Linked DNA regions of Mus musculus: all the other regions are linked to region 1. A link is a loop called in an ENCODE intact Hi-C map of the cell type or tissue named here. Cell type or tissue: left cerebral cortex. All regions are shown on one strand. Region 1 overlaps Hdac9 (histone deacetylase 9). Region 2 overlaps Hdac9 (histone deacetylase 9). Region 3 overlaps Gm40385 (a long non-coding RNA gene). Region 4 overlaps Gm40385 (a long non-coding RNA gene). Region 5 overlaps Hdac9 (histone deacetylase 9). Region 6 overlaps Gm40385 (a long non-coding RNA gene). Region 7 has its middle 12 kb from the start of Mir680-3.

Region 1 (4,000 bases):
CACAGGCCTCTGACACCAGCACCTCTCACTGCCGACAAGTGGGTGATGTCCTCAGAGCCAAGCTACCAGCTAAGCAATCAGGGATCAGGGAACGCCCCCCTCTCCTCACTGCATCCCATCCCCACTGCGGTACCCCGAATTTACCTTAATGAGCTTAAGATTCATCCACTGGGCACTTCACTGCTCCATCTCCCATCCTCCAACCTCCTGAACTTTTCTGAAAACCCAGTACTCTGTTGTACTGACTTGGAACTGAAGCGCCCCTCCAAACAGCAAAGGTACCCCACTAAGTATTTCTCCCCTCAAGCAACACGTTGGCAGTACAAACTTTTCATTCATAGCTTGGTTCCGACAGGAATAGGGTGTGTGTTTGGGTAAGGAGGGAGACAGGAGGGCGAGGTAAAAATCTGGCCAGCGACCCTCGCCTAGGCTTGCCTAGCCAAATGCCAAGGTCTTCACCAAAACCACCACCCAGCACCCAACTTCTGACAATGGTACCCACCAAGCTCCGGGCTGCAAGATGCAAAGCAAGTGGAGTGGAAGTCCCGGCAGAGATGCTGCCAACCCGGAGAGCCAGACAGGGAATGCCGCGGCGCGCCCGGAGCACGCGTGGCCCCCAATTCCCAGGGCTTTCCCGGGCAGAGCCAGCCCCGGCTGCGGTGCCACTCACCTCCGCCCGCTCCCGCCGAGGCTGCGCGCCCTCCTCCGCCCCGCGCCGGCGAGCCCCTAACTTCGCCCCCTTCTCCAAACAGCCATCTTCCGCAGCGCAGGAGGGAATGGCGAGGCAGGAGGCCGAGCGCGGAGGGAAAGTTGCCGGCGGGGCGCGGCGGGGCGCGGGCGGCGGGGGCGCGCGAGGCTGAGGCGCTGCGCGCCGTGCGGGAGGCGGGCGGCGGCGAGCTGCGCCGAGCGGGCGGCGCGCGGAGGACGGGCTAAAAATAGCGCGCGCTGGGGAGGGGCGCGAGGGGGGACGGGGTGGGAGGGAGACCGCGGGGCCGGGCCCGAGCCCCGGAGCGGCGGAGCGGGGCGGGGCGGGGCGGCCGGGGAGGCGGCGGGGCCGGGCTGCAGGGACACCTGGGGGCGCAGAGGGCGGACGCGGAAAGGAGGCGCGCGGGCAGCGAGGCAGGGGACTGGAGGGAGATGGGGGATGTCTGGTGAAGCTCGGGGACCTGGGAGACGGACAGAGGCGGCAGGCGCCAGGTGACAGGCAGGCGACCGGGCTGGTGCGGAGGAGGAGCGCGGCCCGGGCCTCGCCCTGCGCGCCCTCCAGCCCCGGTCGCTCAGGTGCGCGCCTGGCCGCGCAGACTGTAGGGAGCGGAGCACCCTGAGAACGGAGAACCGTAGGGCAGGACCTAGTGCATCCCTACACCCGGCATGGAGCTTGGGGGGAACGGGGTTGTGGGGGCGATTAAAGAAAATGCTGCTACGTTTGGGGTTGTTGTTGTTGTTGTTGTTGTTGTTGTTGTTGTTGTTGTTGTTGTACCTAATGGGAAATGTGAGGAAACATGGTGATGGAAGTATTATGTAGGTTTGCCGTGTTTGAAGGCTGCACGGAAGAGCGCAGCATCGCTCTGGAACCCGCCCTGGCAGAAAGGAGGCACTGCTGGGTTCGGGAATTGCCTAGAGGGCGTCTTTGGTGCTTAGTATTTTACCTTGGAGACTGAAAAAGAAATTACAGCTATAACTTGTCTATACTAATATTCCTAATGTCTGTAAATCGCTTTGTAAAGTAGGCAACACTAAATATTTAATAAAAAGGCTAATCCTGAATATATTTTTTCTAATGCTAAACACCTGCCCACTCAAAAAAAAAGGCTAGTAATTATAATTTTAAAAAAAACGGTGATCTAAAGACCAATAAAAGCAAGTGTCTACATGTGCATTTATGGTTTTCCTCTGTACTGGCTAAAACACCACTCGTTCACAGATTACACAGACCCAGAGAGCCCTAACCCAGCGCCCTCATTTCCAGCTCAGGGACCTGAGACTACAAGATCAACATGATTTGTGCAAGGTCTGGTAGTGGCAGTGTTCCTCTCTAGAACTGAGTTGCATAAGCCTGGGACAACTTGAAGGCTACACATTCCATGTCATTTAAGATGACTCAGCATTTGTAGTGGCTATAACTATGATAGCTAGATGTGCCCCCACAGTTTACCCCAACTGTAAATTTGTACCCCAGGAGTGAGAGTGGACAGTTGGCTTTATATTTGTAAAAGAAAAGAAAGCTGGTTGAGGTGAGGAACCAGTGGGGGATCCAGACTTGGGAAGAAATAAAAGTCACTCTTAATGATGTCTTCCAGTGGTCGGGCAGCTTGTCCATACTAGAAAGTCAGTAGACGAATCTTGATATCAGGCCCTCCACGGTGAAAGCATTGGTGTTGGCTGGACCATTTCAGACATGCTTTTCAGATTGTCCAGGTTTATTTATTCAGATAAATACCTATTGACCTGCCAGGCCTTGCTTTTCAAAATGGAGTCTTTGGTCAAGTGTCCGGCCTTCTACCTTTTCTTCCCGTTTTTGTTTGCCTTCCACCGACTCCAAGAGGAACAATTCACTCTATCATCTCTCAAAAAGGACTTTCTAGAAAAGTGTCATTGAAACTCATAACAGTATACATTTCTAGGAGCTCAGCGGTCATATGAAATGGACCCATGTGTAACGATGTGGACAGAATAACTTGGAGTTTGCTCTTATATTTAGGGAAGGTTAGTTTTTTTTTCATTTTTATTAGATATTTTCTTTATTTACATTTCAAATTTTATCCCCTTTCCTCATTTCCCCTCCGAAAACCTCCCCATCCCATCCCTCAACCCCCTGCTCTCCAACCCACGCACTCCCACTTGTTTTTAATTTACCATTAGTTACCTCTACCACATAAGGCATAGTTCATAGCTGACAGCTTTCTTCTTCATCATTCTAGTACCAACTTCAGGGCCAACTCAGAGAGAGAACTTGCTGGTTGCTACTGCTGATTCACGTATTTTAAGTTATAATTTAATTAAAGTATTATAATTCCTTCTAACAGTTCGTATTCTCTGTTCAAGCCTGTACTATACTCTGTGTGATTCTGTATTTTTTTTTCTGGCTTCATTCTCTCCTCAACTGAGCTCTAGGAAGACCAGGTAATTCTTTTTTTATTTCTGGTGTTTTCAGTAGGATTTATTTTTAAAGAAAAGTTTTAGATTTGAAGAGAAATAAAGACTACATTAGGTATTGGGCATCCCTAATTCCCAAATCTGAAATATCCCCATATCTCAATGGTTTTTAACTAACGTGACAGGAGCCCCAGAATGTCATACCTGACCTCATATAATAACTGGTTGCTGTGAAAACCTAGATACCCTAAAAATATTGAATGAAATTACCTCAGGCTATATGTTTGGGAATATGTGAAACAAATGGATTTCATATTTAGACTCAGCCTCTTCCCCCAAGAAATGTAATTATGTGAATATTTCAACATATAAAAACAATATGAATAAAAAACTAAGCCACTTCTGGCCCCACACATTTTTAACCTGCATGTAGAATTTTCGTGTAGCCATCACATGCAATACTACTATCATGAGCTGCTCTCAGTGGCTTAGCATGTTTCCTATAATTAGCAAATGGTTAATCAGATAGAATGAACCTAGAATCATGGTTTGTCATATTTCATTTCTTTTTACATAACTTCCCTTTTCTATTTAGGATCCCAGCTAGGATCCTGAGTTGTACTTGTCATGTCTCTTTAGGCTATTCTTGGCCATGAATTCCTCATATTTTTCTTGTTTTGAAAACTAACTTTGAGAAGCACTGGCCAGCTATTTCATAGGTTATCTCTCTATTGGAGTATATTTGTTTTTCTAACAAGTCCTGAGTTGTAACTCCTAAGGTTCTATCCCTTGATATTAAATCATCAAGAGACTATAACAGTGTCATAATGGATCACTGCAGTGTTGACACTAGTGTCTGTCTGTAATAGTATTTGCCCATGTCTACACTGTAAACTTACTCTCT
Region 2 (4,000 bases), 240 kb before region 1:
GTATGTTATCACAACAAAGTAGCCAAGACAAATTATAAAAAGCTAGCAGTTCTGAAGTAAAGAGAGATCAGCCCTAGTTCTTGGGCCTACATGGTATGCACTCACTGATAACTGGATATTAGCCCAGATGTTCAGAATACCCAAGATACAATTCACAGACCACATGAAGCTCAAGAAAAAGGAAGACCAAAGTGTGGATGCTTCAGTCCTTCTTAGAAAAGCCTATGAGAGGAGATATAAAGACAGAGTTCGGAGCAGAGACTGAAGGAAAGGCCATCCAGTGACTGTCCTGCCTGGTGATCCATCCCATATACAGTTACCAAACCCAGACACTATTGTGGATGCCAACAAGTGCTTGCTGACAGTAGCCTGATATAGCTGTCTCCTGAGAGGCTCTGCCAGTGCCTGACAAATACAGAAGTGGAAGTTCACAGCCATCCATTAGACTGAGCACAGGGTCCCCAGTGGAGGAGCTAGAGGAAGAACTCAAGGAACTGAAGGAGTTTGCAGCCCCATAGCAGGAACAACAATATGAACCAACCAGTACCCCCAGACCTCCCAGGGACTAAACCATCAACCAAAGAGTACACATGGAGTGACTCAAGGCTTCAGCCATATATGTATCAGAGGATGGCCTTGTCTGGAATCAATGGGAGGAGAGGTCCTTGGCCTTGTGAAGGCTCGATGCCACAGTGTAGGGGAATGTCAGGACAGGGAAGTGGAAATGGGTGGTTTAGTGAGCATGGGGAGGGGGAATGGGCTAGTGGGGTATTCGGAGGGGAAATGAGGAAAGGGGATAAAAATTTGACATGTAAATAAAGAAAATATCTAATAAAATGAAAAAAAGAGAAAAGTCAAAACAAAAAGAAAAAAAAAAAAAGAGAGAGTTTCCAGGACAACTTTCCAAGGAGCAGGTGTTGCAGGAAATACAGGGACCAGCAGCAGAAATCCTGAGAGACAGAGGTATCACAACCTTCTAGGAGATATGCCCTGGTGATCTGAGGACATCCCACATCCCTTGCCTTCCTCCAAAGCCACTGGGAGGAGGCTAAGTCATGTCCTATTGGGTGGCACACATGTAAAACACAGCAGCCCATCAGTTAACAGAAATTGGGGAGACTTTGAAAAACAGGAAGAGACACCAAATGAGTGACTCAGGACGCAAAAAACAAACAAACAAACAAAAGCAGAAGAGACCTAACAAATCAAAGCCCCGAACTCTTACCTCTGGGTTCCCAGATAACAATGGGAAACTTCAACCTGCTCTTGCTGTGAGATTGCAATGAATGTTAGCAGGTCCTTTTCAAATGCAGGTAGGAAAATAACTCCATTAACTATTGCTAATAAGAAGCAATCATCTAACGTTTTTAGATAGGACAGTTTGTTAAGAGTCTATCCAATGTTCTATTTCTAATTTAAATGAAAAAGGCATTTTCACGACAAGAGAAAGAACAAACTCTTCTTCAAACTAAAGAGAAGGGTCTTCGTAAGACATTCACACCCATTCTTTAATTCAACTTAATGGTAGAAAGGAAAAGAAAAATGAGAGATAGAAGTTGACACTTCAAATAAATGCAGGGCTATAAAAGTTAAAACAGAAAGTGACAATTTCTGAGATCTAAATGGCCACAATTCTTTTATGTTGAAGCAGCCACAAAGAAGAATGCTGATGAGGACTGCCTGTCTCTGAGCGCTGTCAAATTAAATGTATTTTGAAATCATCTCATTTAATGTATTGCCACATCAAACTATCAATTTCAAACATTTTATGGATTCTTTTTCGATGCAAACATTTTCGTTTCCTTTTTTATAACACAATTACTGCTATTTTAGGAGGATGAAAGAAACTTTCTTAATTATGGATGAGAACATAACTTTTTTTAGCAAATGATTTGTAATTAAACCAATTACGTTTAGTATTCACGAACTCAGAATGTCTCTTCTGTATGTACGAAATTAGCATTGGTCTACTCTAGTCTCCTTTGGCAAACTCTTAGAGGGGAAATGACTTCCTAAAAACTTTGGAAAACCTACCTTAAGTCTCAAGAGATTGCTGCAGCATTTGGAACATGAACGCTGCTCTTTGAGCCTTTTTAAGAGAACCCTAAGTGAAAAGAAGCCCTGACTCATGACGCCAGGAGCCACCAGGGGGAGTCAAATCCTCAAAACATAAGTGAAGGAACAGGCTGAATGACGCACCAATCAGGAAAGATGGGCTGAGACAGGTGATGGTTATAAGGTCAAAACAAGGGGCTGATAGAACATTTTAGCCTGAGAGGAAAAAGAAAAAAAATGACCTGATGCATTCATCTTGAGAAGAACATATTCACCTCTTTCTATGAAAAGTCCCAGAGTACAATAAACTAAGAGGTGCTTCTCTGCTAACCCAGTAATTCTTATAGGGAGAGGGCGCTGGCTTTAACCTCCTGTTGTCTACAGCCTCTGAATCAGACCCTGTTCTAACACATGAGAGGGACGAAGGATTAGCCTGATCTGCAAGAATTAACAACTTCCACACACAGGAAGGAGACATTTCTGAGAACAATAAAGAGGCCAGCAAAGATATCCAGCAACAGAATAAATGTGTTCCTGTATATACAGTTTCAACTCAACATGGCATGTGCATTCTACAAAAAGTGAAATTACAGAATGGATACAGTCTACAAAACAGGAATTCTGACTTTAAGAAGAGTACCTTTTCAGATGGGGGAATTACCTAAGTATCTGATTAAAACCCTACTGTCCACATCTTCAGGACACAGGCCAGGGCGAGTACACTCAGTTGCTTTCTGACCTGGCCTTCTCTAGGATGGAACCCTGTTCAGATCCTTCCTATTCAAAGATATTCTGATGCAGAAGTTCTAGAAAATACACACGGAATTTGGTCAGGACTCGATTCAATAGTTAACTGAATAAAATAGGGTTGCTCTGACCAATTTTTAGACCATATTAAACTGTTTATCGGATTAGTAGGCTCATGAAGATAAACACAATATTTTCCCACTTTTAGTAAAATAAAACTATGATTCATCTTAGTAAAAATAAATACATATAAAACTGTTAACTTACTGAGGAAAAATTTTTCCTTAAGAAAAAGGAGATATAGTATAGATCAAATATACATTAAATCACTTTGCTTGAATCAAATGAAAAAATGTAGAGACAGGAAAAGAGGTATAAAACAAGGTAGAAATTTATTTCTTTTTTATATTTTTCTAGATCTTTAAAAAAGTTAGGGCTGGAGAGATGGCTCAGCTGTTGAGAGCACCGACTGCTCTTCTGGGGATCCTGAGTTCAATTCCCAGAAACCACATGGTGGCTCACAACCATCCATAATGGGATCTGATGCCCTCTTCTGCTGTGTCTGAAGAGAGCAATGGTGTACTCATACACATAAAATAAAGAAATAAATCTTTTTTTTAAAATGTTAAACATAGTCTACTTTATTTGAATTTAAATGCAGTTTTAAGACAAATACTGACACATGAAGTTATAAAATTATAGTTATTATGGGGTGTATTGTAATATTTTGGTGCACATATTTATGGTATAGCATGTAAATCTGTTTAAATGCACTTGCTACCTCTAAAAAGCTTCAGGTAGTCATGGTCAAACATGCAATTCCTTTCTTGTAGATTTCTGAAATGCAAGTACAGTAGAGCTATGAGCAGCAAGACCAATCTGCATGGGTACCTGGGACTCCCTGCTCTTACTTTACTGTGAACAGCACTTTCTGAACAACCTTGTGTTTAAAGTGAACATGGATTTCAGCAGAGCTGAACATATCAGGCACAAAGGCAGGTTGGGTCACATAGTTACACTCTGTTTTAGAAATAAATGAAGAAACAAACAAAATAGAAACATTAACAACAGAAAAAAATATTTGCTGTCTTTATATAAAGACATATGGTCTTTCTCTCCTGTTCTGTATAAACATTTAGATTATTTAATAGAAACAGAAGTTCAATGAAGTAGATATACATTTTGGAGTAAGAAAGCT
Region 3 (4,000 bases), 110 kb after region 1:
CTTGCTGTTTGTTTTATTGATGAGTAGGGTTTTCTCAGTTTTTTGTATATTCTAGCTACAAATCCTCTAACAGGTGTCTTGCTTATAAAGATTTTTTTTCATTCTGTAGGATGTCTCTTCATTTAAATGATGGTGCCCTCTGATGTACAGATTCTTAGTGTTCCTAAAAACAGAGGAGGGCGTAGGAATAGGACAAGCCCAAGCAAGCAAATTCCAAATAACAGCTTCTTAGGTATTTGACACATTAGCCAGGGTCTTTGAGGTTCTCGGTGGACCATTTATAAAATGCAGAGCAGTGAGAACTGCGGGATACCATGTACCAGGCGCTGGGCACAAACATAATCTTGTTTCTCACTCAAAAAGACACAGGATTGTATTTTTAGCTTCTTTTTAAAGAAATCCTATCTTTGAGGCAAAGTTTAAATCCTTTATGCATTTTTTTTTCTTCTGCTGATACTAAAAATGAAAGAAATCTGAAGTGAAAAGTTCTTGTGGTATCTGCTTTGCCGGCATTCCTGGGGCTCCTGGGACCAGACCGCAATGCCCATGGGTTGGTAAAGGGCATGGAGATAAACCTGTCCAGAGACAGCTATAGGGAACAGTGTCTGCTTTATTCATGTAAACAACTACTTATAGAATGGAAGCCTATAGACTGTGTTGGTAATCTATGGTATTACCTTGTATTGGACAGGGAACGCTTATACCACCAGGGTCTCTGTGTGGACAAACATATAAACAGAGATGTGGAGAGTGCAGACTCACCTGTGGGCCAGGTACAGGCTATTTGTGCTACTTCAGAATTCAGTGTTCTGATTTCTGGGCGCACTCAGGAGCCTGGTGTGCCCTGCTTGCATTTTCTCCTAAAGGTGCTAAAGAGCTATCTTCTTGCATATCCTACTTTTAAGTCCCTTATAAAAATAAAACAGTACATCCCATGCCAGTGTGTTTCGGTGCAAGCGCTGTGAGGAAGCGTTGTTTTGAAAGGTGTAGCACCATTCTTGAATCTATCTAAACTCTAACTTTGACTATGTAGGTTAAAAAAAAAAAAGATGCAAAGAAACACAGGTATACATAATCCTCATTTTGGTTTGTCTGTTTGTAGAACAATTTTCCTTCAATTAAGTCTATACTCTAACTAGTCTCAGAGCACTAAGAGTCCCGCATAACCTTGATTTGGTGAACATTACATATTCACAGGGATCATTCAGGATGCGTTCTCTTCTGCATGATGGGAGCACAACTTTGACAGAGAACTATTGCCATGCTAAAGCGGATTACATTCTTTTAAAAAAAGATAGTTAAAACCTTCATCTCTATCTGTTCTTGTCTGCTTTATCCTATTCAGTCGATGCAATCAAGAATGGCAAGATACATGGAAAACCTGTACCTTGAGCCATGATTTTATTCTGAAAATCAGATCTATTTTTAACAGATCCCAAGAGCCAGGAACTAATTTTTACACAAAATTATGCATTCATGGAAAAAACTGTGAATGAATCTATTGCCTGTTTAAACAGCTTAAGAAACCATGGAGTAAACTGCCACCTAGAGTTGAGATGGGAATTCGGCTCAACATGAAGTATCAAGGCCAGCGGATCAGCCTGAGGGGTCTCCAGCTCAGCTGTCTCACTTTTAACATATGCTTGGAAGTCCTTCACTCAGTCTATCCTGTATCTGTATCCTGTCTCTGTAGGTTTGAAGGTCTACTAAAAGGAGCATGGGTCTATGAGAGTCAAAAGGCTATGATTTATCGGTTGTTTTTAACAATAATCTCTGGGGAATTGTTTAAATACTAGCAAATAAAGATACTACACCAAAGGACAAGTTAGTTGGAATGGTTCATGGTATAAATCTCTGGAAGACTTTCAGCACACTCTGTTATTGCTTTTGCTGTTTCTTACATTCGCACACCAGAGGCTTCCAGGGCGTGATGGGATCGATGTCCAAATCTATGAACTGGGCAGTTTTAATGAAGTGCTACGGTCTGGACAGCTGATACCTCACTCCCTTATCTAGGTTTCTCTAAAAACACACCCTTAGTTGATCCCCTGAAATTAGCATAGGAACCAGAAGAAAATACACATGGCGTGACAAATGGTGAACAGCTGTTTCCACCCCCAAACATTTACCTAATCACAGAGTGGAAATATCTTCCTTTGTCTTAACGTCCCACAGGCCGGTGGGTCCAGCCTCACCTTTCTCTAGGTATAAGGTGTCTGAGCTGAGACTATGGAAGTCAGCTAGTTCCTCTTGCATGAATTACAGAATCCTGAGGTGTGTGTGTCTGCCACCTGGGTAACCTTTTACTCTGGCCATGCACCTAAATGATATCTATAAGGCTGCGAGGGAGAGGGAAATGGCTTGTTGACTTTTTATGCCTCATGTAATGGCCCATTTCTTTCCTACCTGACTACTTCCTCATTCTCATGCCCTCCGCCCACAAGTTTATTAGGCTCATTCTCTCCCATAAAACTCTAACAAGCCTTTCCCCTCTCTCCATTATTATCTCCATTGATCAGTAACCAATGGCCTGGGAGCTGAATTATACCCAACCTGGTCCCACCTCTTTATTTTCATTAGAATACAAAATAATGACTTAATTATGAGAATTTCATATGTGTAAATCAGCAGTGATTTATAGAGTAATAAGCTTACATTTATTCACCCTCCTTACCCTTGCTTGTCTCCCTTCTCCCAGCCTCTGGTTCCCCCTCCTTTAATCCCAGTAGCATGCCACGCCTCCACCCACGTAGCTTTCACATCACATGTTTACATCTATATTCTCTATTTGAGAAGACACATGGACACATGCTGTCTTTCCCTTGCCCTTATCTATGTTATGTGCATATGTTTTTGCTTTAATCCCAGGTGTGGAAGATGAGGCTGCTTCCTCTAGAGTATCCACAGCAGCTATCTGTGCTTCGTCTGGTGCTCTGGCAAGGGTGTGATTCTGCCAGCTAGAGGTAGTTCCTGCTTGGAATTCTGAGGACTCTTTAGAGGGTATAAAATTACCGGGAGTCTATTATAAATAAGGCTGCTATGAACATAGTGGAGCATGTGTCCTTCTTAACGGTTGGGACATTTTCTGGATATATGCCCAGGAGAGGTATTGCGGGATCCTCCGGTAGTACTATGTCCAATTTTCTGAGGAACCGCCAGACTGATTTCCAGAGTGGTTGTACAAGCTTGCAATCCCACAGATGCCTCTCAACAGAGGAATGGATACAGAAAATGTGATACATTTACACAATGGAGTACTACTCAGCTATTAAAAAGAATGAGTTTATGAAATTCCTAAGCAAATGGATGGACCTGGAGGGCATCATCCTGAGTGAGGTAACCCAATCACAAATGAACTCGCACAATATGTACTCACTGATAAGTGGATATTAGCCCAGAAACTTAGGATACCCAAGATATAAGATACAATTTGCAAAACACATGAAACTCAAGAAGAACGAAGACCAAAGTGTGGACACTTTGCCCCTTCTTAGAATTGGGAACAAAACACCCATGGAAGGAGTTACAGAGACAAAATTTGGAGCTGTGACGAAAGGATGGACCATCTAGTAATTGCCATATCCAGGGACCCATCCCATAATCAGCTTCCAAACGCTGACACCATTGCATACACTAGCAAGATTTTGCTGAAAGGACCCAGATAGAGCTGTCTCTTGTGAGACTATGCCGGGGTCTAGCAAACACAGAAGTGGATGCTCACAGTCAGCTATTGGATGGATCACAGGGCCCCCAATGGAGGAGCTGGAGAAAGTACCCAAGGAGCTAAAGGGATCTGCAACCCTATAGGTGGAACAACAATATGAACTAACCAGTACCCGGGAGCTCTTGTCTTTAGCTGCATATGTATCAAAAGATGGCCTAGTCGGCCATCACTGCAAATAGAGGCCCATTGGACTTGCAAACTTTATATGCCCCAGTACAGGGGAACGCCAGGGCCAAAAAGGGGGAGTGGGTGGGTAGGGGAGTGTGGGGGGGTGGG
Region 4 (4,000 bases), 100 kb after region 1:
GTTACAGTTAAGAGATTGCATGAAACTCAGAAGAAACTTTGAACTTTTAAACACTGTTGAGACTGTGATAGACTACGAGGAGTTTTGAAGTCAAACTAAATGCATTTTGCACTATGATATAGACATAAGCACACGGGTGCGAGGAGTGGAGTATGGTAGAGTGAAAATGGTTCCATAGGCTCATAGGAACTGACAGACACTATTGGAAGGTATGGTCTTGTTGGAGTGGGTGTGGCTTTGTTGGAGAAAGTATGTCACTTAGGGTAGGCTTTGAGGTATCAGATGTTCAAACCAGGCTCAGTGTGGCAATATCTCTTTCTTCTGCCTACCAGTCTGGATGTAGAACTCTCAGCTCCTTCTCCAATACTATGTCTACCTTCATGCTGCCATGTTTCCCACCATAACAGTAATGGACGAAACCTCTGAAACTATAACCCAGCCCCAATTAAATGTTTTCCTTTATAAGAATTGCCTTGATCATGATGTCTCTTCACAGCCACAAAATCCTCAGACAACCTCCTATTGGTTAAAAGTTGTAGGAGAATCTCTATACTGCTAATAGTACAATTTCACTACATACATGAAAACAATATTTTGATGATCAAAATCCACAGGTTTGGTTCATCTTTGTGACTGTCCTTTTTTCATTCTGACAGGATATCCTGACCAAAAGCAGCACAATGGAGGTAAAGGCTTATTTGGCTTACAGTTCCAGTTTCTGCTGTATCATTAGGGGAGTCAAGGCAGGAACAAAAGCAGCTCGTCACACCACATCCACAATGAGGAGAAGAGAAGACTTAAATGCATCTATGCTGCCTGCTTACTTACTAGTTGTTGTTGTTGTTGTTGTTGTTGTTGTTGTTGTTGTTGTTTTACTCAGCTAGATTTCTTCATTGGTATGGTTCAGGGCCAAGCCCATGAAATGGGACAGCTCTTGTTCATCTTGTGTCTTCCTCCCTCAATTACAATGAAGCCAATTCCCCACAGGCTAGCCTGATCTAGATAATCCCCCACTTAAGACTCCCTTCTCAGGTGATTCTAGGTTATGGCAACTTGACATTTAAAACTGCACAGTAATCAAATCCCTGGCCCCCATGGCTGTAGGAGCCTGGGACAGCTGCTTGCTCACATCTCCAAGGTCAAGAAGAACAGCACAGAAGGTGGGGCAGGGTCCAAACCTTGGTTGCCAGTCTCCTCCAGAGACGTAGTTCCTCCAGCAAGAGCTCCTCCTCCTGAAGGTTTCACAGCTTCCCAAAACAACATGGCCACCTGGGTACTGAGTGTTGAAACACGTGAGTTAAAGATTGGACAGTTTACTCCAAACCATACTGAATTCCCTGCCATAGTGGATCTAATCATGGTGAATATACTTACCTTGTTGGTTCATCTGTTTAAACACATACTTAATAATTTGATAATGTAAAATCTATTTACTTTAAAATTGTTTAGTTGCTGATGAGTTTTAGGTAGTACAATGCTGTCATATCAAATAAAATTGCAAGTCCTTAAAGAACTTAAAGGTATTAAACAAATAAGGTTTGCCTTGACTAAAAGTCTTAAAGTAAATGGTGAGAAAAAAAAATCTCTGTCATGGATAGATTTGCTTTCAGGGAAGATCAAATTAATGAAGGCTTACCGCCAGGGAAAATTTATTAACAAAATCCTCCTGCACATGCAGGATTAAACACAAAGCAATTAATGAAAATTGAGTATCATTCATTCATGAGTGGAGAAAGTATGATCTAATCACTTGAATGTTGTTATGACCTTCATTTCCCCAGGCAATGACAACTTAGGAAGCTACCAAGCATAAGCAATTATTACATTAGTGGTTGGGCTAACTCCCATCTTGATTTTTTCCTGGGATTCAGGGTCTCTTTTTCTGGTGGAACTATTGTAAAAAATCCATAGATGCAGTAATTTTCCTATGCAGTGTTAGTTTAGAAATTTCCATGTACATATCAGAAGGTCAAATAAATATTAAGAAGAACTATTGGCTTTCTTTATCATCTCCTATTTATGGAGAATTCATAATAACAGCATACCTTCATTGAATAAAGCAAAGACTCCAGGAAACAGAAGGGAGATTTACAAGCTCTTTTCCTGTTGGAAAGGTTCTAGCCCAACTCCCCTCTAACTGCTACCCCAAGTAGATAAAATCTCAATGTAGTAAAATCTCTATTTATGCAGTTCAGCATCACCATGGAAACGTCTCCCCCTCAGTGACATAATGAGATGGTAATGAAAACAGCTGCCACATAATGAACCTAGGCACAAACAGAGGCCGAGTTACTCATGCCAAAAAGTGAATGGCAGGAGGGTCAAATAGATGGGGGGCGGCCATGATCAGAGAGTAACAAGAAAGCCCATCAGTGGGTGTTAAGGAAAGGGGCGGGCAGAACTGCCTGAAATTGTAATACTGAAACTCTCAAGAGTTTTATTATTGCAAATTTTGATACTGGATCTGTGACATTCCCATGTAGAGACGATAGGATGTAGAACCAGAGTTTTTATTTTCTGAGCTCAGCCTAATATTTCGCATGTCTAACACTTTATACTCGAAATGCGTGGCTTGACATCTTAGGATTGTTTATTCTGCTGGGTCTTAAGGAACATGTGTAAGATGAGAGCGGCGTTGGGTTGGGATGCCAGGAGGATAGTGCCGTTTTTCAGAGAATGAGAGGAGATGATGCCTTCCTTCAAAGCACTCCCAAGTGGGTGGAAATTGCACCCTTCCTTTCAAGGATGATCTGAGTCCACTGACTGGAACTGGCTGATAGACTTGCATGCACTGAGCAAGAGAGACAATTAAAAACTGTCTTGCAGAGAAACCCACATTAAAAGACATGAATTCAGAAAGACTGGGCCAAGAGAAAGAAACAAGGCTTGGTTTGAGGGAATCTGAGAAATAACAAGGAAACTAGAATATGACAACATGAAATTTATATATGCACATATGTGTATCAACTTTATATACCATTTATATGACAGTTGAATTTAACTTCAATCTATTTATCATATGTGCATACAAACATAGGTCACACACATATACACAGAATCAGTTGAAATTCTCTTGGTCTAAGTTGGTCTAAATGACTTTTAGACATTCCCCAAAGGTATCCAAATTCAAGGACTGACAAGAAAGCCCATCAGCATTATGGGAAGGGGCAGGAAGACCTGCCTAAAATTATTGCCTGCCTGGGGTGCTTGTGAAGTGTGGTGAAAGCTTAAGAGAGATGAGGCCTGCTGGGATGAAAGTGGACACAAGAGGTGTGCCCTAAGAGAGGACATTGGGAACCAGGGCCCTCCTTTCTCCCTTTGGTTCCTTGTCACGGAGAGGTGGGCATGGTCCTCTGGTACATGCTCCCCACTGTGATGGTCAGCCTTGTCAAATCATGAAAGCAGCCAAGCCAGTGACTGTGGGATGAAATGTTTGAAAAGAAGACCCCCAAATAAAGTCTCCTCCATTATGTGTATATAAAGTAGGAATTTTGTCACTGTGCTGGAGTGTGATGCATTCTCTTTATGAGAAAACTGTTTTTGTAAAATGAAGGTTTTGGATGAACTCAGGGAGACTAGAAATGTGATAAAGCTAGTCACTAAAAACAAACAGAGAATCTTGCCTTACCCTAGATTTCATCCATGGGTAAGTAGACGACAAATGCTAGTACTTTTGTCACTACATTTCATATGTGATGCTTGTTTGACATAAACGTTTTACCTCGTGATTGCTGTGTATGTACGCACATCTCCTATGTGTGTTTATATATACACACACACAAGGAGAAAGCTACTATAGAAGAAATGATGTGAAGGAATAGTGGGTATTCATTTATGTCAGTCAGGACTACTGAATCTTTCAAAACATGTTGATCAAAATCGTTCTTTTTTTAATAGATAATTTCTTTTTATTTTATATTCTTATATTTTTGCCATCATGAATATCTGTGTAAGGATGTCAGAAGTCCTGGAACTGGAATTATAGACAGATGTGAGCTGC
Region 5 (4,000 bases), 85 kb before region 1:
TTGAACTTTTTTGCTACTTACTCGCTGTCCTTGGTTGCTCAGTTAATAAAGTAAATGTCTGTCAAACATGAGGACCTGAGTCTGATCCCTAGACATCCAAGCATGGTAGCATACGTTTACAATCTTGTGCTGGGGTGACAAAGCAAAGAGATCCCTGCTGCTTGCTGGCCAAACATCTGCCTACCCTAAAGGCAAGCTGTTGATCTATGAGAGACTTAAGTATCTCAAAAGAAAAGGAAAGTTAGACAGCACCTGAGGAATGGCACCTGACGTTGTGCTCTGGCATCCATAAACATACATGTTCTCACACACACACACATACACACAGCTACTAATAAGCAAAAACTGCATTAATTTTTAAAGTTGGAATTATTAGGTCAAAAAAGCCATCGAAAATGAATGGTTATAATTTTTATGGACAGCTTGGCAACCCTCAAGTCCATGACACTTCCTCACTAAGTGGGAATTCGGCATCTTGTCAACACACAAAGAAAAGAGAGCGAGAACTAAAGGAACCAAGTAAAGGAGGCATAAGCTTTAATTGGAAATGAAGGCTGGAGCCAGGCATAGTGGTGCATGTCTACAAAAGCAGCACTCAGGAGACAGAGGCAAAATGACCTAATGTAAGTTCGAGGCCGTCCAGGTCCCAGAAAACAAGACGAAGTAAATGTCAGCATAAACACGCACATGTGTTTTACTCCAACAGAAAATGTTGTGCTTCCTCGGTTTACTGCCTTAGGAACAATTCGTTCACAGAGATCTTAGCTTCCTAATAATAAATTAAGACACAGTAAATCAGAAATGGAAAAGACTGCTGTGCACTGAGTCATACACGCAAATCAAAACAACATAAAGATTGAGCACACACGGGAAACTATAGAAAGTAAGGCATTTGAAGGTGATTTAAAAAAAAGTTTGAGCTACCTCACATTCCCCTCTGCAGTCCCTTAAAATTATTACAGCGTTGTGAGAGTGGAGGGAGATGGAAAAGAAGACAGGAGGGGTGTTTAAATCTCTTAAAGGCAAACACTGGGCAATAGAGAAAGGAGGAAAACATTGGGTAAGGGCTTCATAGAATGTTGCCAACAGAAGGCTGTCCACAATTATTTTGTATCAGAACCACAGCTTCACTCATGAAGCTTCAGAGAATACCCAGTCAAGCACTGCTTTATAATTGTGTTCATAAAAAAAAATCAGTGCAAATCATCTATCACTGTATATTTAGCCTAGATTTTTTTTTTACTTTTAATTGATTCTTCCTAAATTTCCCATCATGCATCCTAATCCCACCCCATCCATTTACACACACCTTCTGCATTTGCAACCTCCCCATCCAAAATAAAATGAAATAAGATAGAATATTAAACAATTCTTATAGTGGAAGCGTAGTGTGTCACAATGTGTTGCATAGTATACCCCTTTGTCAGCACATCATAATTATGTAAGGCCTAGTCCCTTCTTAGAAGGGTACAACTGTAATACTTTGTTTCTGAGCCTCCTTTGCAGTTAGATATGCCAGGGGATTGAATTATACCCAGTGGTATACAAACAAAAGCACAGAACCTGTTACCACAAATATCTCACTTCTTCCATAGTTCTTCCATCACTTCAACAGAAGAGTGCCCAATGTCTTGAAACCATACCCTGAAGAAGTTCAAAGGACCAGACCTACACAAGACCTTGTACAGCAACTAGAAATAACCGTCATGACTCTGGAAAGTGTGTCTAGACTCCATGTGACTAAGACAGAAGGTTTGTCTATAGTGTTACAACAGCAAAGGCAATAAGCAATCTCTAAACTACCCACACATGTAAATTGTGAAAACCAAAACTGAGAACAAATAAGTTGTCCAAATACATTGACACTGAACAGTGTAGAGAAAGGCATGTGTCTCTCTGAACAGTCTAGAGAAAGTCCTGTCCCAAGCACCATTGCTTGGGAACTGGAAAATGAATAAAACGTCATCTCTATATTTCAAAAATAATTTCCAATTTGGAATTTTGACTTAGAAGTAGCAAAAGAATAAATCATTTCTCTGTTAAATTGATGAAAAATAGTTTAAAATAAGTAATAAATTTATAGCAATGCTTCCCACGAATACTGTAACCTGGGATATAATCTTGTCACAACAATATCTTCAACAGACTGATCTATTTTACTATCTGGGAATATTTTTGAATACTATTTGAAGTAGATAACTGGCTAAGAGCCTGAAGATGTTTGGGCTACTTGGTGCTTCGTGTAATAGGACCTGACCCGCATCTCACTACAAAGCCAAGGTTTAGTGTGTATCTAGGGAAGCCATAACCTACTTCATTTGTGCTAAGAGTCTATTTCATTAGCTTTCATTTTTATGATAACATACTGGTTAAAAAAAATGAAGAAAAATCCTCACTTGAACATTATGTTATTTGTTTGCAGCTTTGTCCTGGTTTTAGCTTCCTGCTTAATGACCAAACGGCACCACGGTGGGTAACGCGCTGGAGCGAAAGTGGTGAATCATTAAAGAGTTCGTAAATTTTAAAAACAGGGGCAGGCCTTCTGGGTCCCATATGCTTCTAGAAAACTCACAGTTGTGCTGTATTAATTGAACCATGAAGCCTTTATTAGTTCCCTTTAAAGATGCTTGCGGCAAAGCTTTTATTAATGCTTGCCCTCGAATTGTTTATGCTACTTAGCATTTCCATAACAATTTATATTTCAAAGAACTTTTTGATCATTAGTTAAGTCTATTCTACATTTCTATAAGGGAATACAGCTGTTTAGCAAAACCGAGACAAGAAGGGAAATTCCTGCAGTAATTTTTTTTCCCAAGATTTGCCAATGAATGTGAGAAGATGGACCGAATACAACATTCACAAGAATGCTGTGGAGCTCCTGCTTCAATAAACAAGCTCGTTCTCTTACTGTTAGCAGGTAGACCATTTCTGTAAGTATTCCCACAGTGATGAGGAAGGGAGAAGCAAGTTATCATGAACAACAAATTCTATCGGTTGATGGAGTAGACAGGGCTATAGCCACAGTACTTCAGAAAGCTTCTGAGGAGCCCCAAAGGGCACAGCTTTTCACAGATCTCCAGGTGCCATATACATTGGCCCTGTGCTTGAAAAAATTCTTATAGATTCATTTTTCTAGAAAATTACATCATTAAAATTATATTTGTCAAAATTAAAAATCACACCAAGATCATTTTAAGGTTGATGTACACAATTATTTTATTCTTGAAACAGTTTATAGCTCAAACATGTTTTCTAAATTTTGTAAGGTTGTGTGAAAAATCTCTTCTGTGTTAAACTTCTCTTGAAGAAAAAATAAAAATAAAAACAGAGGCTGTGTAAGCATCCCTTTGGCCCATCTTTTACCTCAGAAAACTGGGATGGCCTAGAAAGCAAATAAGACCTGTTAGGCTCTGGAATTTTCCCCACAAAATATATCTCCTCTAGGTTTCAATGGACTATTTCATGTGGTTACCATATGAAATGTTAGCTAACAAAAGAGACTTAGCATTTTTCTTCTTTGCAATGCCACCAGATGAGAATCAATAGGGCTTTTAGGCAAATGAAGAGTATTTTGCACGTGGCAATATCTTTCATCTAACTCCTAGCCCTCTAGAGTTTTATGGTAAAGCTCACTGACAGAAAAGAGTCTGAGAATCTGCGTTTTGAACACCGACCTACGTGATTTCTTATCTGCTGTTCGGGGAACACAAAGTTAACTGAGCCCTGAAAGTTTTTCCCTTTGAAACTTGGCCATCCATATAGAAGATATGGAATCTAGACTGCTGTCCAGAAGAAACAGGTTTTGTAGTCTTACATTAAAATACATATGGCACTGAGTGGGCCAAAACTTTAACTGTTTCTGTCTCTGTCTCAAAGGGTGCTGTCCATAGGTAGAATGTATGTTTTACTAGGCTGTATCCCTGCTGGAGAGCATACTACCTGACAAAGAGTCCATACTCAGTAAGTTTTGAATGGATAAATAAATACTTTAGCTGCATCA
Region 6 (4,000 bases), 90 kb after region 1:
CTGAAATGTTTAATACCAGAAATATTTTTGGACTTTGAAAAGTATTTCTTTTCAGATTTTACAATGGTTTCATACACACATACACAGGGAGAAAGAGGTAGGGAAAGGTGATGGAATCCAGGTCTTAACATGAAATTAATGTATGTTTCTTTTGGATTTTTGTTATGCAATACTTCCCCTAGGGACACTGAAGCAGTGTCTACTTACTCTAAATAGGGAAACAGTAACAGACCAAAGTAAAAATTTCTTTCTCTCTTTCTTTGTTTCTTTGTTTCTCTCTCTCTCTCTCTCTCTCTCTCTCTCTCTCTCTCTCCCTCCCTCCCTCCCTCCCTTCCTTCTTTCCTCTCTCTCTTTTTTTCTTTTGTCCTTTCTTTCTTTCTTTCGTTCTTTTTTTCTTCCTTCCTTCCTTCCTTCCTTCCTTTCTTCCTTCCTTTCCTTCTTCCTTTCTCTCTCTCCCTCCCTTCCTTCCTTCCTTCCTCTTTCTTTCTTTCTTTCTTTCTTTTGTTCTTTCTTTCTTTCTTTCTTTCTTTCTTTCTTTCTTTCTTTTGTCCTTCCTTCCTTCATTTCCTTCTTTCTTTCTCTCTCTCTCCCTTCCTTCCTTCCTTTCTCTCTCTCTCTCTTTCATTCTTTTTTCTTTCTTTCTTTTGTCCTTTCTCTTTCTTTCTTTCTTCCCTTCTTTTGTTCTTTCTTTCTTTTTCTTTCTTTTTGGAGAGAGTGTCTCACTCTATAGCTTTGGCTGTCCTAGAAGTCACTATGTAGACAAGGCTGAGCTAAAATTAACAGAGATCCTCCTGCCTCTGCCTCCCAAGTGCTGGGATTACTAGTACACTAAACTTAGACATTTATTACAAATATTAATGTCTATGGCGTGTATTTCAAAAACAGGCAGTGGTGACAGAAAGAGAGAAAGAGCTAGGCAGAGGAGGGTACAGACCCTTTGCTATGAACCAATTGAGAATTTGATATGAGAGTAAATATACAGCAGTTGTTTTTAGCATCGTATGGAATGCTGTGAATGTTTAATAGCCAGCTATCAAGAAACCAAAAGTCCTGATTTTAGCAATGCAGATTTCTATGGAGAGAATGCTCACACTGTCAAACAAGCTGCCAGTGTAAGTCTACTGGAAGAAACAAAGCATGACTAAAACAGGGAAAAGCCTACTCTCGCACAACTCCTATATACAGCCCCTGTATACAGCCCCCATAAACAACTCCTATATATAGCCCTCATATATAGGTCCCATATACAGCACCTATATACAAGCCCCTATATATAGCCCCATGTACAGCCCCTATATACATCCCCAATATACAGTCCCTATATACAGTCCTTATATGCACCCCCCATGTACAGCCCCCATATACCACACCTATATATAACTCTCATATACAGGTCCCATATACAGCACCTATATATAGTCCCTATATGCAGCTCTCATATACAGCCCCATGTACAGTCCCATGTACAGCCTCCATATACAGCCCTAATAGACAGCCCAGTATACATGGCAATTACAGTCATATAGAGAACTGCCTGCAATTAACTTGCTGACTTGTAACTGCTTAGGTTATTCAGTTTTACTGCAGGTCTCTTCCTGAAAAGGGCTGAATTGCATTTATCAAAATAAGGCCAATGAAACAGTATTCCAAGAAGGCTGAGTCATGCTCCACAAACTGTCTCTAAAGCAACCAACCAGTGTTGCAGAATACACACAACATTTCCTGACCGTCTGTCCTGATGATGAAATAATCTCGGTTTTATAATTTATATTCATGCACGTGGAATTCCTATGCAGATTTCTAACATTTACTGAGACCTACTACTACTATTCAAGGCTTTTTTAAAAATAGTGGCTGGAGATGTTTCAGTGGGTAAGAACCTGGGTCTGATCCCCAGCTCCCACACAAGAGCAGGGCGCATTGGCGAACACCTGTAACACCGGGGCTAGGGAGACAGGCAGGTGGATTCTGGAGGGTTCCTGGACAGCAGGCCGAGCATAATGTCACAGGCTCACATAATGTCAACCTTTGGTCTCCACATGTGTGTTTTTAGGCAAGTACATGCACACTCACCTACTCACACATGCCCAGAATGAAAACTATAATTTTTTTTTTTTTTAAGAATAGTACCTTGGCCCTGTACTCAGACTTTTCTTTTAGTAGAGGCCTTCAAAGATTTTTTTTTCAAGAAACATTTTGATTTTTGAAATAACACTCATTTCCACACGACCAATAAAAAGAGAGAATGAGGAACTAGAGCTAGGAATTGGGCAGGAGGGAGCTGAGCTAAAGAAGAGAACCTGTGGAACGTGTAACTGGAGAGCTGAGAGAGTTTCAGGAAAGTTAAGGCTGGAAAACATTTAAAAAGTAGTCGGCTAAAAGGCACACAAAAAGAGTGCAAACTGACCCAGCTAAAGGTGACAAACCTAAATTGATATGAAAGCGGTCTGCCCATAATAATTTTGGACAACTTTGATTTATTTAAATGGATAAAAACAAAATGTTAATTTATGGACATAATTTGGTCTGCTAATTAGTCATGCAGCACAGTGTTGCCCTTCGACAGTTTATTTCCATCAGCAGAATTAATCACAGCAGAGCAGATGCTGAGGGGACAACCCAAGGTTAAAACGAATGATACAAAATAATGAACCGCAGCCCGGGATGATAACCTGGAGAAAGCCATGATTTATTGTTCTGCCAGAGTCCTCTGTGGATCGTGCAGCCACTTTAAGGGAGGCTGTCTCCATTTCGACCAGATATCTCTGATTATAGTGATCTTTTACTTTGCATTAATTTTATCTGCCTTTGAAGGTAATGTAACTGTGATAAGAGCCAATTAGTTTTGCACCATCGAGAAACACAATGGAAGAAAACAAAGATAAAATTAACTGTCTAAATGAGAGTACAAGGCAATCTCATCTTTGCGATTCTCTTGTAAGCCAGAGCCCCATACGTTCAGCATCATAAACTGAAGGACGAATGTAAGGATGTGTGAGTTGGTTCAGATCCATGTAGTAATGAACAGAGTTTTTCTAGAGTAACATTAGCCGGTAATTCAATGCTAACTTTCCACAGAACTTGAGAGCTCTATCTATGGCTTGCATTACCGACTGACACAGATGCCAGGTACCAGGTGGGGAACTAACTTGGTTCTTAAATGTTCAAATTTAGGAGTTGATTATGGGAGAAAACAAGCAAGATGGTTGTCTGTTGTCTTCTGCCATGGTCATCTCCCTAAGTGTTACTAAATGTGGCAAGCTTCCCATGTTTTGCTGACTGTAGTTTTGCCAAAGAGAATTTGGTGAGATTAAACTTTCACAGGCACTTCCTGCTTGTTTAGCTTTACCTCTGGTAAGACTTGGGCATAGTGGACCAACTGTATAGTTATATCGCTTAAGGTTTCATTTTTCTATGAGACAACGGCACACCACAATAGCTGGTTTTCTTTTTCTACTAAAAAGGTAGGTAATTAGAATCTTAATAAAGGTTTTTTTGAAGGTTGAAAACTGATTGTAGTGTTTGTTGGCTGTTTTTGGTCCATTTGTCTGGGCTTCTCTTTGTACTACAAACAAAAGTCACCCCTCCCTCCTAAAGTAGAAAAGGAGGTTGGAGACTTGGCTCAGTTGTTGATCAAAGAATTTAAGCTTCAGCACCTAAATAAATAAATAAATAAATATTGGATTTTAAATATTGACCATTTTGACTTCTTAAGAAATCTGAAGAGAAAAGTAAAATAAGAAAAGCCAAATGCTAAACTTGACTATATGTACAACATCTGATGAAGTCTCTGTAACCATAGCTTTAGTGGATGAAGAGAAATCAAACAGATGATTGCCATGGAGAGAGTAGAACAAACAAATGGTGTTAACTCATAGAAGAAGAAATAACGAGGCAAAATAAACTGAGTGGGGAAAGAATCAAACTTAAGTAACAGCAGTGTGTTAAAACATACTATTCGTTCTCACCAAGGCAGGAAAGGGAAATCAACATACAATGC
Region 7 (4,000 bases), 270 kb after region 1:
AAAATAAGACATTGTAGAGGGATCAAAAGCTCTCAGGGGTTAAAGTTCTTGCTGTACAACCTCAAAGACCAGAGTATTTGATCCCAGAGCCTCAAATCCCTGAGTATCAGCTGCATACATGTGACCCCAGTTACAAGCAGGGGTGGAGTCAAGAGGATCTGGGGTTTGTTGGCTTTTAGGCTAGCTGAGGAAATGAACCCCAGGGTTACACAGAGACTTCCTATGTCTTTAGGTTTCTTCAGAGTTATTGCCTCAATGGAATAGGTGGAGGCCGATAGAAGAAACCCAGTGCCCTCTTTTTTTTTTCCTATAAGTATGCAGGTGTGCATGCTCACCACACACATTTTAAAGAAGTTATTTGTATGTGGGGAATGGTATGTGTATGCATTCGTGGTGTATGTGTGGTACGTGTGTGTGTGTGTGTGTGTGTGTGTGTGTGTGTGTGTGTGTGTGTATGTGTATATGCATACACATGGAAGCAAGAGCAAGCTGGTTGTATTTTCTATCACTCCTTACATTATTGCTTTGAGAAGTGGGAGCCCACTGACCTGGCTAACCTGGCTCTATAGAAATCTCCCAAGATCTCCCTGTATGCACTCCAATCCCAGAGGTCACAGACATATGACCTCCAGGTTTTGTTTGTTTGTTTGTTTGTTCGTTTTGTTTTGAACGTGTGTGCTGGAGATTTGAGCTCAGGTCCTCAAGTCCTGCAGTTTGCTCAGCAATGCTCTTACCCACTGAACTCATCTTCCAGGCCTTGCACTTTGTTTTTGAGACAGACTTTCTTACTGAGACCTGGGACTCACCAATTTGTGTAGGCTGGCTGCACAACCAGCCCCAGGCCTCCTGCTATCTCTGCCTCCCCAGCCCGTGAGACTACTCCTACCTGCTACCACACCAGCACTTTAGGTGGATACTGGGGCTCCGACTCAAGCCCTCACGCCTGTTCAAGCACTTTACTGACTCAGCTCTCTCCACAGCCCTTAGCAGACTTTTTTCTACTTAAAATGTCCATATTGGCTTTGATGCTATTACAAGTGGAGTGTTAAAATTTTAGTGAGAATATTATATTTTGTCTAAGAATTAACTTTCATTTTGAGTGGAGTTTTCCTCAAGAATTTGTTCTCAAATTACTTTGTGGCATAAAGAAGTTTGAGAGAATAATCCAGGTCACGTGAGTGCTTCATCTCCTTTGAGTTGTACATCTCTGATTCGCATTTCTTCAGTGCAGGTATAGCAAGGAGCCCTCTGTGCTATTACACTGTAGGAAAGACACACAAAAACATTTTTTCCTCCCAAATAATCATTTTGGAAATCCTTTTCCTTCAGGTTTTAGTCATTGTAATTCTGAAGTTAAATGAATGGCTTTTCTTTTACCCAAACTGTTATATAAGTTTCTTCTATGAAATATACCTTAGATGTCTACATACCCTGTAATGCTCCAGGGAATCTGTCTTAAGTATTTCCTGTCTCTTATGAAGTAGGACAACTTTCAAAATTCGAAAAATAGGTATTAGAACAGCAATGAGCACTCTCGTTTAAATAGCCATCTTTTCCAGGCAGGGCCGGGGCTTGAGAGTGAGGGAGAATTTGTGGCATAGCTGGTTTCATTCTATGAGTTTCAAAGAAGACAAAAATTACCTTTTGCTCAGATTTTCTTTACAAAGTGACAGGGGCTCACCATAACTGAAAACTAAGATTCTTAGTTTTTGGCCTGTGCTGGGATAAACAGTTGAGGGAGCCAGCTAGCCTTCTACTGTCCCTTACACCGGAAGGCTCCAACTGTTAAGCAGCACCCCCCTCTAGTGGCCAAATCGAAAAAGACAACTCAGTGTAATGGCTTGGTCTGTTCCCAATGGAAACCTAAAGTTTGGAAACACCTTGGTCTTTCACATATTGCCAACACAAGTTTTCACAGTGACTCCGATAGTCAGCTCAGATCCAGAACATTCCTATGTGTTCACAGTCACAATCTCTTTCCCCTTTCTGCTCCCAGTGTTAATATTGCTTAGATTTCTAAATCTTGGATGTGTCGCACAAAATGTGACTAAACATCAGCTATGGCTTTGTCTCCGGCAAGAGCGCTCCCACAGCAGGAGAAAAGGGAAGACTCTGAGAGAATGGGTGCGACTCTTAGCTTCATTTAGGGCAGTAGTTCTCAACCTTCCTAACGCTGCAAACCCTTTAGTACAGTTCCTCGTGTTGTGGTGACCCCAAATATAAAATTATTTCTTGGCTTTTATAAGTTTGCTACTGTTATGAAATGTAATATAAATATCTGACATGTGATCCTCCCCAAAGGGGTCGTGACCCACAGGTTGAGAATCACCGCTTTAGGGCTCGTGAAACCAGAGGCCCAGAGACCAAGCAGCATCAAAACACGTGACTGTAAATCATGGTCCTTGCACCCAGGACAGACTTGTTCTCAGGGCAGAATGTGACAAGCTTTAAAAGGTCGCTTAGGTAACCTTTCTGTCTTTCTGATAGGTCGGGACTTAACTTGACCATTAAAAGAGGTTTTGTTGTTGACGCTCGTTTATGTGTGTAAGGGGGTTGGGTGAGACGGACGTCACATGGCCACCAGTGGGGAAGGACAGCTTTCTGAATTGGTTCTCTCTCCCACCATGTGTGTCCCTCGGATCCACTTTGTGTCAGGCTCTGTGGTAAGCCTCCTTGCCTTTGCTTGCTGAGCCATTGTTTTTGTTTATGTGGTTTGTCTTATTGTCAGCCGACTGTGATGGCACGTGCTTAGCACCCTAGGACTCAAAGTGTCTGAGGCAGGAGGAGCTGGAGACCAGCCTTAGGAAAATAGCAAAACACTCCCCCCCCCCCAAAAAAAAAAAAAAAACAAAACAGAACAATCTTTTTTTTTTTTTCACTTTGAAATGTTATGAAACTAGTAAGTCAATTGAATATAGAGTTTGGACAGTAGGGATTATTCCTGCCTAACACACACCCACCTTCAATATGTAAAACAGCGCCATCCGCCGTTGGTACCCACGCCTCATGCTCCACTTCTTTCTCACTTCCATCTTATTCCTCGGGTCAGAGAGCAAGGTGCTTACTTTACCACAATGAGGTGATTAGTGCAGCGGACTGTGTTTGCAAATTGCTCATTGGCAGATGCAATGTTGAAGGGTTGCTTTTCCCTCTTTTATTTATTATATATGTTCATTTTCGCCTTTCTCAGCCTTGGGGGGTCATTTTATAAACTTACCTGTGTGCTTCACTTACTCAGGTCTGAGACAGAATGAATGTCTTAGTTTGTTGTCTCTATGCCCGTGCAGGGCACTCGCTGCAGAACAGAGCTGGCCATTTGCTACAAGTCTGCATGGGCGCATCTGTCCAGAAGGCTCATGTGTGGGAAACTTACTCTCCAGCTGATGGTGCTGTTGAGAGCTGTTTAGATCACATAGCTGAATGGGCTGCTGGGAAATGCATCCTAGTTGCCCAAAGGGTGTGTCTGGGGGAAAGGATGTCCTTGGAGGGAATGAGGGTGTGTTTGGGCCCCCAACCCTTCCTCCCCATCGCCCACTTGTCTGTCTAGGGTGAGACCCTATCCTATGCTCTACGGCATGCTCCCTGCCTAGATGTTCTGTGCTGAGGCCCAGAAGCAAGGCAAACATGAGCACAGACCCAGCAAAGCTTCTCTCAAGCTGCTTTCTGTGTTTGTTGTTGTTACTGTTGTTCTTGTTAACCAAAAGATGAACCCACAGCACAGCTTAGTTAGGAGCCAGAGAGATGGGTCTTGCAGCATGATTAAGTTAGAGCGAACAGGGATGGCTCCTGCAGCATGGCTAGGTTAGGAGCGAGAGGGATGGGTCATTCGAGTTCTGCTGCTGCTGAGTCTGTGTATTGTGACATCGGGGTTGTTACAGGAGGAGGCAAAGGTTTTGTATACACATTTTCTAAATGCATCCAAGTATACATCAGGATCACCTCCTATCATTACATGTTGTACTGTGTATGTTTCAGCTCTTTTTCTTCTACTGACATTGGA

What was found. Peaks named below come from ENCODE experiments on the same cell type or tissue, not always from the same donor. Only the 100,000 strongest peaks of a DNase experiment are listed, where the experiment ranks them.
Region 2: a loop joins it to region 1, with 5 times the contacts of the local background. A loop is called at or near these places in 10 of 42 quality-filtered maps.
Region 3: it touches region 1 in a loop (2.5-fold over the local background); 5 of 42 quality-filtered maps call a loop at or near these places.
Region 4: a loop joins it to region 1, with 2.7 times the contacts of the local background. A loop is called at or near these places in 6 of 42 quality-filtered maps.
Region 5: it touches region 1 in a loop (2.3-fold over the local background); 3 of 42 quality-filtered maps call a loop at or near these places.
Region 6: it touches region 1 in a loop (2.6-fold over the local background); 3 of 42 quality-filtered maps call a loop at or near these places.
Region 7: a loop joins it to region 1, with 2.6 times the contacts of the local background. A loop is called at or near these places in 4 of 42 quality-filtered maps.

Annotation. Positions count from the first base shown.
Region 1 is chr12:34,906,110-34,910,109 of GRCm38, forward strand. All of the region lies in intron 2 of Hdac9 (histone deacetylase 9), which reads right to left. Among named protein-coding and RNA genes, the nearest start is that of Hdac9, 9.0 kb to the right of the region's middle. In left cerebral cortex, a CTCF peak has its summit at 1,602; DNase peaks (open chromatin) are centred at 9, 606, 1,245, 1,569 and 1 more place; H3K4me3 peaks cover 2,047 bases; H3K27ac peaks cover 1,345 bases.
Region 2 is chr12:34,662,805-34,666,804 of GRCm38, forward strand. The region is part of intron 3 of Hdac9 (histone deacetylase 9); the gene reads right to left. Among named protein-coding and RNA genes, the nearest start is that of Gm46347, 120 kb to the right of the region's middle. In left cerebral cortex, a CTCF peak has its summit at 2,134 (motif pointing right); a DNase peak (open chromatin) is centred at 2,147.
Region 3 is chr12:35,014,698-35,018,697 of GRCm38, forward strand. The region is part of intron 2 of Gm40385 (a long non-coding RNA gene); the gene reads right to left. Among named protein-coding and RNA genes, the nearest start is that of Gm40385, 4.9 kb to the right of the region's middle. In left cerebral cortex, a CTCF peak has its summit at 1,538; a DNase peak (open chromatin) is centred at 1,524.
Region 4 is chr12:35,006,284-35,010,283 of GRCm38, forward strand. Gm40385 (a long non-coding RNA gene) reads right to left here. Exons shown (of 4, transcript XR_872675.1): 3 at 1,179-1,276. Among named protein-coding and RNA genes, the nearest start is that of Gm40385, 13 kb to the right of the region's middle. In left cerebral cortex, no CTCF peak of the experiment used is centred here; DNase peaks (open chromatin) are centred at 2,243 and 2,668.
Region 5 is chr12:34,820,875-34,824,874 of GRCm38, forward strand. All of the region lies in intron 3 of Hdac9 (histone deacetylase 9), which reads right to left. Among named protein-coding and RNA genes, the nearest start is that of Gm46347, 35 kb to the left of the region's middle. In left cerebral cortex, no CTCF peak of the experiment used is centred here; no DNase peak of the experiment used is centred here.
Region 6 is chr12:34,996,323-35,000,322 of GRCm38, forward strand. All of the region lies in intron 3 of Gm40385 (a long non-coding RNA gene), which reads right to left. Among named protein-coding and RNA genes, the nearest start is that of Gm33864, 7.4 kb to the left of the region's middle. In left cerebral cortex, no CTCF peak of the experiment used is centred here; a DNase peak (open chromatin) is centred at 1,663.
Region 7 is chr12:35,181,082-35,185,081 of GRCm38, forward strand. No RefSeq gene overlaps it. Among named protein-coding and RNA genes, the nearest start is that of Mir680-3, 12 kb to the right of the region's middle. In left cerebral cortex, CTCF peaks have their summits at 1,804 (motif pointing left) and 3,379; a DNase peak (open chromatin) is centred at 1,808.